Regions from separate parts of the Homo sapiens genome. Here all the other regions are linked to region 2. A link is a contact called in ENCODE Hi-C or POLR2A ChIA-PET data. All regions are on one chromosome and are shown on one strand. The core of a region is the stretch at or near the end of the contact, and the rest is flanking DNA. Distances in the headings are between cores, read along the strand shown. Region 1 holds the start of UBTF (upstream binding transcription factor). Region 2 holds the start of FMNL1 (formin like 1). Region 3 holds the start of TMUB2 (transmembrane and ubiquitin like domain containing 2).

The links. Hi-C counts contacts between places; a loop is a spot of excess contacts on that map. ChIA-PET counts read pairs that join two places held with the same protein, here RNA polymerase II (POLR2A). Pooled maps may share reads with other maps.
Region 1: a pooled map shows a loop between it and region 2 (8-fold over the local background). The contact joins the promoter of UBTF here to the promoter of FMNL1 in region 2. A Hi-C loop is called at or near these places in 3 of 37 single-sample maps with no recorded cell type and 9 of 50 pooled maps. POLR2A ChIA-PET finds 5 or more read pairs at or near these places in 3 of 52 experiments (activated B cell, activated T-cell and naive thymus-derived CD4-positive, alpha-beta T cell).
Region 3: a loop to region 2 is called in a pooled map, with 6 times the contacts of the local background. The contact joins the promoter of TMUB2 here to the promoter of FMNL1 in region 2. A Hi-C loop is called at or near these places in 6 of 50 pooled maps. POLR2A ChIA-PET finds 5 or more read pairs at or near these places in 4 of 52 experiments (activated B cell, activated CD4-positive, alpha-beta T cell and activated naive CD4-positive, alpha-beta T cell).

Annotation. Positions count from the first base shown.
Region 1 is chr17:44,218,008-44,221,504 of GRCh38, forward strand. UBTF (upstream binding transcription factor) reads right to left here and starts at 1,668. Exons shown (of 21, transcript NM_014233.4): 1 at 1,438-1,668; 2 at 165-289. The coding sequence starts at 222. All of the region lies in intron 1 of ATXN7L3-AS1 (ATXN7L3 antisense RNA 1), which reads left to right. RefSeq lists silencers at 395-564, 615-1,634, 1,394-1,558, 1,685-2,374, 2,885-3,104.
Region 2 is chr17:45,220,105-45,223,793 of GRCh38, forward strand. It overlaps FMNL1 (formin like 1), which reads left to right and starts at 1,781. Exons shown (of 27, transcript NM_005892.4): 1 at 1,781-2,149. The coding sequence starts at 2,021. FMNL1-DT (FMNL1 divergent transcript) reads right to left here and starts at 1,661. Exons shown (of 3, transcript NR_147507.1): 1 at 1,245-1,661; 2 at 164-350. RefSeq lists silencers at 1,356-1,805, 1,816-1,865, 2,146-2,255, 2,178-2,472 and enhancers at 2,319-2,819, 2,820-3,320, 3,656-3,689.
Region 3 is chr17:44,184,335-44,188,252 of GRCh38, forward strand. It overlaps TMUB2 (transmembrane and ubiquitin like domain containing 2), which reads left to right and starts at 2,638. Exons shown (of 4, transcript NM_001076674.3): 1 at 2,638-2,775; 2 at 3,342-3,409. The coding sequence starts at 3,375. ASB16-AS1 (ASB16 antisense RNA 1) reads right to left here and starts at 2,383. Exons shown (of 3, transcript NR_049730.1): 1 at 2,231-2,383. RefSeq lists an enhancer at 1,962-2,496.

The DNA.
Region 1 (3,497 bases), core at 418-2,917, 1.0 Mb before region 2:
CAAACCCCAAGTGTGGGAGATGCTTGATTCATAAATACTCAAGGCACTTTCTCCCCCAGTTCAGTGTATGCAGACTGAAAAAGCCCTTGAAGAAGGGAGTGAGCCCCGCAGCCACGAGGGAAAGAGGGTTTAAGTTTCAGAGGGCCGGGGGTGGATGCCCCTACCTTGGCCTTTGGGGGCGGCCATTTCCAGGTCTGTGGGGCAGTCGGCTTCTCCGTTCATCCTCCAGCTGTCCAGCCACCTCCTCGGTCGTGCTGGCCGGGCAACCCGGGGTCAAAGCCACCTCACCCTTTGGAAGACATACCAGTTCCCACTCAGGAAGGCTGAGAGGTGAACGACTAACGACTTTCTAACCGCCCAGAGTAGAAGGGGGCAGGTCCACACTCTGAGAGACTCAGCCATGACCTTATTAGACTTAAGGGGTCTATGGGAATGGGAGTGCGCCCCTCCTCTTCCTCGTGACCCCCTCCCCCAGCCCCTGCAGCCCGGCTCCGCGGCGCGCGCCCTCCCCTGGCCACGCGAGGGCCTGCTCCTAGCTCCCGCGTGCAGCGAGCGCCCGCCCTCCGCCCCGCTTCCCAACCCCAGCCAAAAAAAAAAAAAAAGAAAAAATCTCCTCCTCCTCGGAGCGCCCGCCCCGGGGAGGCCCCAGGCTGGAGGGCGGGGGAAGAGGAAGGGCGGGTAAAGGGCGCGCGCGGCCACGGAAGCGGGCACGCGCCCCAGTCTCCTCCTCCCGCCTCCCCCCGGCCGGTTCCCCCCGCCTCCGCAACCCGGCGGGGACCCGGACGCAGCGCAGCCGCCGCCAGCCCCGGAGCGGAGCGGCCGCACCGCCCCCGGGGACCGGATCCGGATTCCCGCCGCTCCCCCCTCCCGGGCTCCCTTCGCCGTCCCCGCCCGCACAGGCGGGCAAGCAGCCGGAGAGAAGCGGCCTAGCCTGCCCCCCGCCCCCGAGCCACCCACCCCGGCCAGAGGCGCCGCCACCGCCCAGCCACCCCGACGCGCACGGAGGAGCCCGGCACAGAGGCGCGACCGCGGCGGGAACCGCCGCCTCCTCCCCCGAGCCTGCGGCCCAGCCCCGCCGGCGCCCCCGCCCCGGCCTCCGGGGAGCCGAGCCAAGGAGAGGGCGGGAGGACGGCGGCCGGGAGGCGGGGGCGCAGCGCTCACCGGCCCCGCCGCCCCCTCCGGCGGCCGGGGAGAACTGCGCCTGCCGGCTCCGAGAAGCGCGGGCTCCTCCGCCAGCGGCCGGGGCTCGGCTCAGGCCTCGCTTCCTGCCTTCCCCTCCCCCGGCTCTCGGCGTCCTCCCAAGTGCCCTGGTCTGCTCGCGCCCGGTCGCCTGCTCGGTGGTCGCTTCGGGTCCCCGCTGGGCGCCCACCGCACCCCGCGGTTCGCTCCCGCCGTCCGGCCCCGACCCCAGCGCGCGTCCTCAGCCGCCTCGGTTACCCGGCGCAGCGCGGCCTCCGGGCTTCCCGCTCCAGCGGCTCCCTCCCTGGCTCTGAGTGGCGGCGCCCTCCCCCGCTCGGCCGGGCACAGCCGCAGCTCCCTCCCGCGGCGGCAGCGGCTCCTCCTCCGGGCGAGGCGGCGGCGCTGGGGCGGCGGCTGCTGCTGCTGTGGCGGCGGCGGCGGCGGCGGCGGCTGTGGCTGCTGCCTGCTGCTCCTCGCGGCGAAAAGCACAAAGCACAGCGCCCTCCGCCTGCAGGCAGCCCGCCCGCCGCCGGCCCCGGCCTCAGCTCGCACACCCCCCGCCGCCGCCGCAGCCTCAGCCGCCGGAGCGGGGAGGAGGAGGGAGAAGGGAGGAGGAGGAGCGGGAGGGGGGGCGGGAGAAGCGGGGCAGCGAGCGCGTCCTTCCCCGTAGAGCGCACACCGACCCCCGGGGAGCGAGCGCCAGCCCGCCCGCCTCGCCGGCTCCGCTCCCTCCCACAGCCTGCCCGGGCGGGCTCCGCGGGGGGCAGCTGGGAGGAGGGGCGGGAGCTGGGGGGACCCGGGCGGCCGAGGCGGAGGGAAGGAAGGAGGGGAGGGGGGTGGTGGTGGTGGTGCTGGCGGCGGCGGCGGCTGCTGCTGCTGCTGCTGCCGCCGCCGGGGAAGGGGGGGGGGGCCGGGGCAGGGAGACACGCAGCCGCCCGGATGGCGGCGGGGCTCGGAGCCTAGGCGGGCGGGCGGGCGCCGAGAGCGACCTCGCCAGACCCGCGGGGGAACTAGCAGGCTTCGCCGGCGAGGGAGGGCCGAGGTGCGGCCGCGGAGAGGGTGCCCGGAGGTGCCCCCGGCGTCCGGGGAGGCTCGGGGGGCGCCCACAGCCCTGCTCCGGAGCTCTCCCCCAAGTTCTCCCAGCTCAGACTAGGGCTTCCAGGCCAGCTCTCTCCCGCCTCCCGGAGCGAGCGGTCCGCGCCCACCCTCATCCCCCGGAGCGTGGCCGCTGGTTTGGGGCGCACGCACGCCGATCGCGGCGTCCAGCTTCGGTGCCTACCTCGCGGTCCTCTCCTTGCCGAACGGCACATACGAAACTTAAAAAAAAACCCGAAAACTAAAACCTCTGCATTAAAAAAAAAAAATCCCCGTTGCTCTTTACACCCCGGAAACGGCAAGGGAACGACGGGCTCCGGCGGAGGGGCCGCTGTGGGAGCCGGTTCAATCCAGCCCGGCATGGTTCTCCAGGCCTGCCCGGGCGCATGAAGATCGGCGCCGCCGCCACTCGTAGCAACCCCTCTCCCCCGAAATCCGCGGCTCCCGGGCTCACTTACCGAGCGTGTGGATGGGAGCGCAGGCCGGGGGCACCTGGGAGCACGGCGGGCCGAACAGTCGAGCCGCAGCTCCGCTGCAGCCGACGCCGGGGCAGCGAGTCGCCAGACAAAGCCCGAGATGGCGAAGCGGAGCGACGGCTAATGGCGAGCCCCACGCGCCGCGCTCCGCCCGCCCCGCTCCGCCCGCCCGCCCGCCCGCCTCGGCGCAGCGCAGCGCCGCTCCGAGCGCTTGCCCGTCAGAGCCGCCTCGGCGCCGCCGCCTCCCGGGCCACCCCGGCCTCGCCTGGCCCCTCCGCCTCCTCCGGGCGGCTCAGCCTCACCCCTTCCCTCCCACTGCTCTAGGGGTTGCACAAAAAAAATTTTTTTTTTTTAAAGAAAAATGGTTTTCGTCTTTTTTTTTTCTTTTTGCAGGGCGGGCATGTTGAGACTTTTGGATATTTCTGCCCCCAGCTCGCACTCACCTGCGGAGCCGCCGGGAGGGCTAGGGGTGGGGGCGCGCGGGGCTGGAGCCGGCGAGCGCGGGTTGAAAGCCAGCCAAGCTCTGCAGCGCCCGACCCGGGCGTGTACGCCGCCGCCAGTCCCCGCAGAGAAATCGTCCTCCTACCCCGCCTCCATCGCTCTGCGTTTCTCTTCCAATCAGCCGGTCGCTTGGTGGCTCCTCCATTCTCCGGCCAAGCCCAGCTGCCTAGAGCGAGCTCCACTCCTCCATCTGTTCGCCGGGGTCCTCGCTCCCCTGCCGGGGCCGGCGAGACGGCGTGAGGCCGG
Region 2 (3,689 bases), core at 531-3,030:
GAAGAAGAAGAAAGAAGGAGAAGAAGAGGAGGAGGTCCTAGCTAATCTCAAGGGCAAGGACCCAAGGGCAAGGCTCTGGTCTGTCTGAGAAGGAGAATATGGCAGTGTGCAGGGAATGGATCATTTTCCCTGCATGCCCAAGGAGAATTCTGCTTTGACTCACCTTGGAGGTCCTTGGTCAGGCCACGAAACCAGTGATCACATCTCTCACCCATCTGGGGTGCTGGTGACCTTGGCAGAAGAAAGGCTTAAACCAGGTCAGCCTGGGGGAAGGGGCTGGCTCCTTCCAGGGTCTTCCTCCAGATTAGATGTTAACTCTCCGTCTCTTGCTTAAAGTCTTGTCAGTGGCTCTGAATGTGAGGGCAGAAGGAGGAGGATGCTGTCAGGGGAGGGGACACTAATGGCTCCTGACCTGGCCTAGAGATAATTCGGGGCTCCTTCAGCGGGCCCTCCCTCCTCAGTGCCCTGGAAGTGTAGGGAGGGGTCAGTTGGGGATCCCCACAAATTAAATGGGGAATGAGAGGAGCAACTGAAAGTCTCAAATTCAGGCTATAGATGGGACCCCAGCCCCCCATACTCTCCCGTCCTACATGAGATGGGCAGTGGAGGGCCAGGACAGCAACTCCAAGCCAGTGTAGGTTTTGGAGGTAGACAGTGAGGAGGCTTGCTTCTGTCCTTTGTTAGCTGAGTGCCCTTGGACAGCTTACTTACCTACTCTCAGCCTCAGTTTCCCCATCTCTAAAATAAGGCTACCAATACCTACCTTCTCTGGCCATTGTCAGGATGAATGAAAGAGCTCTGAAAGTATTTCTGTAATTAGCAGACATCAGAGATTGTTATTCTCCAAGGTAAGAGGCCCCCCTAGATCCCTGGCGGTGACAGTGTCAAGATTCTTTTTCCCTCCTCTGCGGTGCCCACTCCTTTTCCAGCCTTGTGGCTGGCTCTCATCCTCCTTTCCGCAACCCCCCACTCCTCCTTGGGACCACCTTGGCGGGCCCAGCTTCTCGCAGCCTGCCATATTCCATAGGTGCCCCCATTCTAAAACCTGTAGGGGTGCCCTGCACAGGCGCACGGTTGGTCGAGGTGGGACAGGTGGCGGGGGTCTCCACTGGCCTGCGTCCGCGCCCCCCACCCTGTTTAGGAGTTCCTGTTTGGAGATGGCTCCCCCTCGTCCTCAGCTCGTCTCTGGGCTAAGCAGGGGAGGAGAGAAATAAAAGGTGGGGGGCCTGGAAGGGGGTTCCCACCTTCTCAGTCCGGGACGCGAGACGGGAACGCAGCCCTGGCGCCCCAACGCTGCACCACCGTGGGTCTCCGAGCCGTGCTCGCAGTCGCTGAGATCCTCGGTGCGGAGAAGATGTGCCCCTCCAATCCCCAGGCCGTGATCCCCTTCACCCAGACCCGGCCAATCCCTCGCCCGAGGCGAGCGGGAGGATGCGGTTCTAGGACCCGGAGGCGCCGCCGAGCGCGCCGCCGCCTCGGCCTCGCCTCGGTGGCCTCCCGCTCCGGCAGGTGAAGCGGCGCCGGCCGCCCCCTCTGCGGCAGGTGAAGCGGCTCGGCAGCCCACTCCCCGCCCGCCATGGTTGCGGGGGTCCCCCGGCCAGCGCCCGCCCCCTCCCTCCAGCCCGCCCCCCTGGGGCTGGGTGCCCGGCGGCGGCGGCGGCGAACTGCGGTTTGCGCGCACGGGGAGCGACAGCAGAAGTTCGAAAATCGCCGAGGGGGGAGCCAGCGCCGCAGCTTCCTGCCCCCGGCCCAGCCCTCTGGCCCCGGCGGCCTGCAGCCTGACTTCCTCCCCCAACCCTGCAGCTCGCCGCCCGGTCCCACGGACGGGGCCGCCCCGATGGGACGCCGCGCTCCGGCCCCTGCGCGCCGCTGAGCCGAGCGCCCCCCGCTGCCGAGACCCCCGCCGCCACCGCCAGCCGCTGCCCCCTCGCCCCCGCCCGGGCCGGGAGCCTCGTCCCCGTCCCCCGGAAAGCTGGATTTCCGAGGCTGGAGGCGCCTGGCCGGCTGGGTGGGGACCACCATGGGCAACGCGGCCGGCAGCGCCGAGCAGCCCGCGGGCCCCGCCGCGCCGCCCCCCAAGCAGCCCGCGCCTCCCAAGCAGCCGATGCCCGCGGCCGGAGAGCTGGAGGAGAGGTTCAACCGCGCCCTGGTGAGTGCGACCCGGAGGCGGGTCGGGCGCGGGCGGGGGGCGGCAGGGGCGCGGCAGGGGCTGGGCGCGCGTCCCCGCCCCCGGGGACTCAGGTGCCGCTTGGAGATCCCCGGTCCGGCAGCTGCCCCCTCCAGGAGGTGGGAGCGACAGTGGCCTTTTTTTCAGAGTGACTTAGCACTCTCCCCCCAAAACTTTCTTCAGTTATCGCCCGGTCTCCCTCCCTAAGACGCCTCCACCCCAGCTGGGTCTTAAGGTCTAAACAAGTATGTCCTGTGAAGAAGTTGGGAGCGGGGCACGCACAGGGGTCCCGGGTCGCCCCCTTCCCCACTGCACGCAGGCCCAGCCACCGGGCGCGGGTCTGGGGCATCTGCCTTTCTGTGTCTGGAGTCAAAGATGAAAGGGTTACAACCTCCCGGGAGCGGGAGACCTGCTGGAGGTGTTGGGTCCTGATTTGTTGGGCGCCTGGGCTGCGGGGAATGGGGTTGTCGGATCATGGCCAGGAGGTATCTGTGTTTCTACCCCGCCATATGTCAGAGCCAGGGTGCCTGTGGGTCTTTATCTTGGGGCATCCTTTCCAAGCCACTGAAGGGAGTAAGATGAGGGAGGGTGGGGTCAGGACGGGTGGGTCGCCCAGGCTAGGGGTGGAGCAAAATCTGGAACCACCCCCCTCTGTGCCTACCTGGGGAATTGGAGCGGGGTCGCTGGGGAATAGGTCTCTGGGAGGGAACCAGCAGCTCAGGCCGAGCCTGGAAACAGTCAACATGTTCAGTGGGGTGGGGGCTCCAGAGCAGACTCAGGGGTCTCCAAGACCCTGCATAAGGCAGAAGTAGGGAGAGGAAGAGCTGCTCACTCTCACTCTCCCCACCCCCGACGCCCTGGCCCTGGCTCCCTCCTCTAACTAATTGCCTGGTGGCCTGCCTGCTGTCAGCCTTCCCTTGCTGGACGCTGGGTGACAGGCAAAATGAGGCTGTGCCTTCTCCCAGATGCATTTCCCAGTCCCTGCAGGTCTGAGGGTGGGGGCTCAACGGAGACACAGGCCGCAGAGGGTTCTGGCTCAGTTGGTGGCCCTCCATCTCCTTGACATCATTTCCCCTCGCCTGGCTGGTCATTAGGCCATACGTGCTAGATCCTCAGCATGGCTCCAGAGGGTCACCTCCTAACAGTTCCTGAAAATGTTGGCTTCTGTCCTCTCCCAAGAGAAGGCTGGGGGGAGTTTGGAGGAGCTATGGGGTGGCGAGGGATCCATCCTTGTGAAGACACCTTGCTTGATTAGAGGAGGGCAGGGACACTGAGGGACGCCTCACACCAGGCTGGCCCCTGACTTCTCCATCTCTCCACCTGCCCTGCTCCCCGCTCCCCAAGCATAGGACTTCACAAAGCTGAGCTGAGCTGAGCAGATGGGGGAGGGGGGAGAATGAGGAGACACAGTCTCTGGGGGCCATCTGGAGAGCCTGCATTGGTGGTGGGTCCTTGGACCCCTGCCAACCTGGTTGGAGGGACATGGGTCTGTCTTTCCGCCAAGTGTGTGTCTATGGTCGCG
Region 3 (3,918 bases), core at 1,388-3,887, 1.0 Mb before region 2:
TGATTGAAACGGGGTCTTTCTGTATGCCAGGCTGGAGTGCAGTGACGCAATCACAGCTCACTGTAGCCTTGACCTCCTAGGCTCCAATGATTCTCCCACCTCAGCCTCCCAAGTAGCTGGGACTACAGGCACACACCGCCAGGCCTGGCTAATTTTTAAATTTTTTGTAGCGACAGGGTCTCGCAATGTTGCCCATGCTGGTTTCAAACTCCTGGACTCAAGTGATCCTCCCACCTTAGCCTCCCCAAGTGCTGCAATTACACTCTAGAGCCACCATGCTCAGCTGAAGACAATTATTTTCCTTTACATTTTTTTTTATTTTGAGACGGAGTCTCACTCTGTCTCCCAGGTTGGAGCATAGTGGCGCGATCACAGCTCTCTGCAATCTTGACCCTAGGGTCAAGCAATCATCCCACCTCAGCCTCCTGAGTAGCTGGCTCATGGCTCACTGCAGCCTTAACCTCCTAGGGTCAATCATCCCACTTCAGCCTCCTGAGTAGCTGGGACCACAGGCACACGCCACCATGCCCAGCTAATTAATTTTTTTTTAGAGATGGGGGTCTCACCATATTGCCCAGGCTGGTCTTGAACTCCTGGCTCAAGGGATCCTCCTGCCTCAGCCTCCCAAAGTGCTGGGATTACAAGTATGAGCCACTGTGCCCGGCTTTGTGAATGTACTTAATGCCACTGAATTGCAAACTTAAAAATAGTTAAAATGGTTTTAAGTTTTATGTTACGTATATGTATATATTTATCTTTAGAGATAGAGGTCTCCCTGTGTTGCCCAGGCTGGCCTTTAACTCCTGGGCTCAAGTGACACTGCTGAGTCAGCCTTCAGAGTAGCTGGGACTACAGGTGCATGCCACTGTGCCTAGCTATGTTTATTTTACCACAATGAAAGGACTTACAAAAAAGAAGCTAGACACCGAAGAGGATACACAGTTGGATTCCATTTATAGCAAGTACAAAAACAGGAAAAACTAATGTATGGTGACAGACGTCAGAATAGTGATTACTCTTTGGAGGTTAATGGCTAGAAGAAGACATGAAGGGGGAGATTCTGGGGTAATTCTTTCTTTTTTTTTTTTTTCCTGAGACAGAGTCTCGCTCTGTCACCCCAGCTGGCGTGCAGTGGCTCCATCTCAGCTCACTGCAACCTCCGCCTCCCAGGTTCAAGCCATTCTCCTGCCTCAGCCTTCTGAGTAGCCAGGATTACAGGCGTGCGCCACCACGCCCGGCTAATTTTTGTATTTTTAGTAGAGACGGGATTTCACCATGTTACCCAGGCTGGTCTTGAACTCCTGACCTTGTGATCCGCCTGCCTTAGCCTCCTAACGTGTTGGGATTACAGGCGTGAGCCACCGCGCCAGTCCTAATTATCTATTTCTTGATCTAAGTGCTACTTCTGCCAGTGTTCAGTTGGTAGAAGCCACCGAGCTTTTTGCTTATGTTTGCCCCTGTCTGGATTATTTATCCTTTAATCAGTAGTTCTCCAAAACCCCAAACTCCAGCGCTTTTTTTTTTTTTTTTGGAGACAAGGCCTCCCTGTCGGGTGCAATGCAGTGGCTCAGATCATAGCTCACTGCAGCCTCGAACTCCTGAGCTCAAGCGATCCTCCCACCTCTGCCTCCCAAAGCGGTGGGATTACAAGAGTAAGCCACTCCCCCCGGCCACAGTAAGTTTTTAGAAAAAATTTTAATTGCGGCCGAGCGCGGTAGCTCACGCCTGTAATGCCAGCACTTTGGGAGGCCGAGACGGGGGCGGATCACCTGAGGTCGGGAGTTCGAGACCAGCCTGACCAACATGGAGAAACCCTGTCTCTACTAAAATACAAAATTAGCGGGGCGTGGTGGCGCATGCCTGTAATCCCAGCTACTCGGCAGGCTGAGGCAAAAGAATCGCTTGAACCCGGGGGGGCGGAGGTTGCAGTGAGCCGAGATCGCGCCATTGCACTCCAGCCTGGGCAACAAGAGCGGAACTCCCGTCTCAAAAAAGAAAAAATTTTAACTGCAAAAATCTGGATAAGTTCTTGAAAGCTGGACTTTTCCCCCTTTTTGTGTCCTAAGCCTGCGCCGAATCTGTGCCTTCTTTGAAATGCTTTCCCGCCTTCTTTCTCCGGGTCCCACACTACCTGGGGCCGCACTCTTCAAGCACTGGATGCTGACTAACTGGTCTCCTTATCTGTCTTCCCGACTGGCCCAGAGCTGAGTTCTTACTAATCCCCGCTAACCTGGAGTTAGGTGCGCGTTGCAAAGCAGTAACGAATCCAATCAGCCGGGGAGGCAGACAGCAGGGCCGGAAGAACAAAGCTGGAAAGGGAAACGTCGCACCGGCTCTGCCCAGCGGCGCCAGCCCGGGCAACCTTCCGCAGTCGCGAAGCCACGCCCCTTTCCCAAGTACCTCCGCGCTAACTCCTCCCCCCTGGCCCCGCCTCTCACCCTGGATTGCCTAAGGCCCCGCCCACCAGGCGTGGCCCCGCTCTGGGAGGGCCGCAATCCCGCCAACAATGACTCCACCCCTCCTTCCGCTGAGAAACCTGTCCCTTTTATTTAAAGAATACCTTTTACGTCAGCCCGTCTTACGCAGCTTCGCGTCATCAGTGCAAGGCGCGGAGGCGGGACTTCCTGTCCCTGGTATAACAGCTTCCGGGAGAAGCCGGAAGAGACCGGACCCTGAACAGAATCGCAGATTGCCAGCCCTTTTCCCGACCCCTACGGAAAGACGAGTCCAGGGGCCGTCCTGGCGAGGTCAAAACATTTAGTCTGGTCTTTTCAGGTGAGGACTTCCCCATCCAGGCACAGTGCCGGTCCAATCCCCCTTTAATTTCCCATGACTCCTCGCGTCCTGAAGCCCCGCCCCCAGTTCCCCAGCCCCGCCCCGAAGTTTGAGGGGTGTGGACGGTTTGTGACCCCCTTAGCCGACCCTACTCCTCACTGGCCGGGACAACTGGTCTTATCACGGAGGCTGGGGCCAGGCAGCCCTTCGGTTCGGGTGGGCCCATGGACCCCAGTCCAACGCCGAGGGAATAGGACCATCCAAAAGCGGAACCTTCGCCTCAGAAAAAGGGTGCGGGACCCCTCCTCACCGTGCGGTCACGGTACGGACAGGGTAGATCACAGGCTGAGGGACAGAGCAAAGACCCCTGAGGCCGGACACCTGGGGTCCTGCCGGGCCCCTCCCCACGAGAGTTCCCTGTGTCTGTGCCAATCGTTTTCGTCTTTCTTTGCCGCAGTTTCTTTTCCTGTAAATCATGGTTAATAACATTAACCTTCTTACCATCAGGGGTTAGTTGTGGTTGTGATAAATAATTACTACCGTTATTAAGCAATTGCAATTTGCAGTGTGCCAGGCACTGTGCCAAGTATTTTGCTTCGATGATTTCACGTCATCTTCAAAACAACCTCATGAGGTAGGTACTGTTTTTAACCCCATTTTACTGATGAGAAAGCTGAGGCTCTGAGAAAGTTGTCTGAGGTGTTATAGCTAGTAAGACGCAAGACTGGGGTTATAATTAGTTGTTTTTCTAACTCCAGGGCCGGTATATTAAATAAGGATGTTGATGTGTTCCACAGATAATTCTTTGAGCAACTACTGGGGCATTATATTGGACACTTCAGTACCAAGAGAAATACATACGATCCTTGTCTACCAGGAGTCTAATAGAAAGATGGACAGGTACATAAGTATAATGAAGTTTTATAGGTGCTGTGAGAATAGTCTGATAATGGTAATCACCAGACTGGATTTGCCCAGGGACAGCTGTGAAAGCAGCAGATTCTCCAAGGGAAATAGTAGGTACTCCAAGGAGCAAGCAGGGACCCTTCCTGCCTTTCTAAGAAACTGCAGCAGCAGAACCTTCACAGTGAAAGAAGAGAGACTGAGATATGGATTGTGAGAGCTGTTATGGAATCTTTTTCA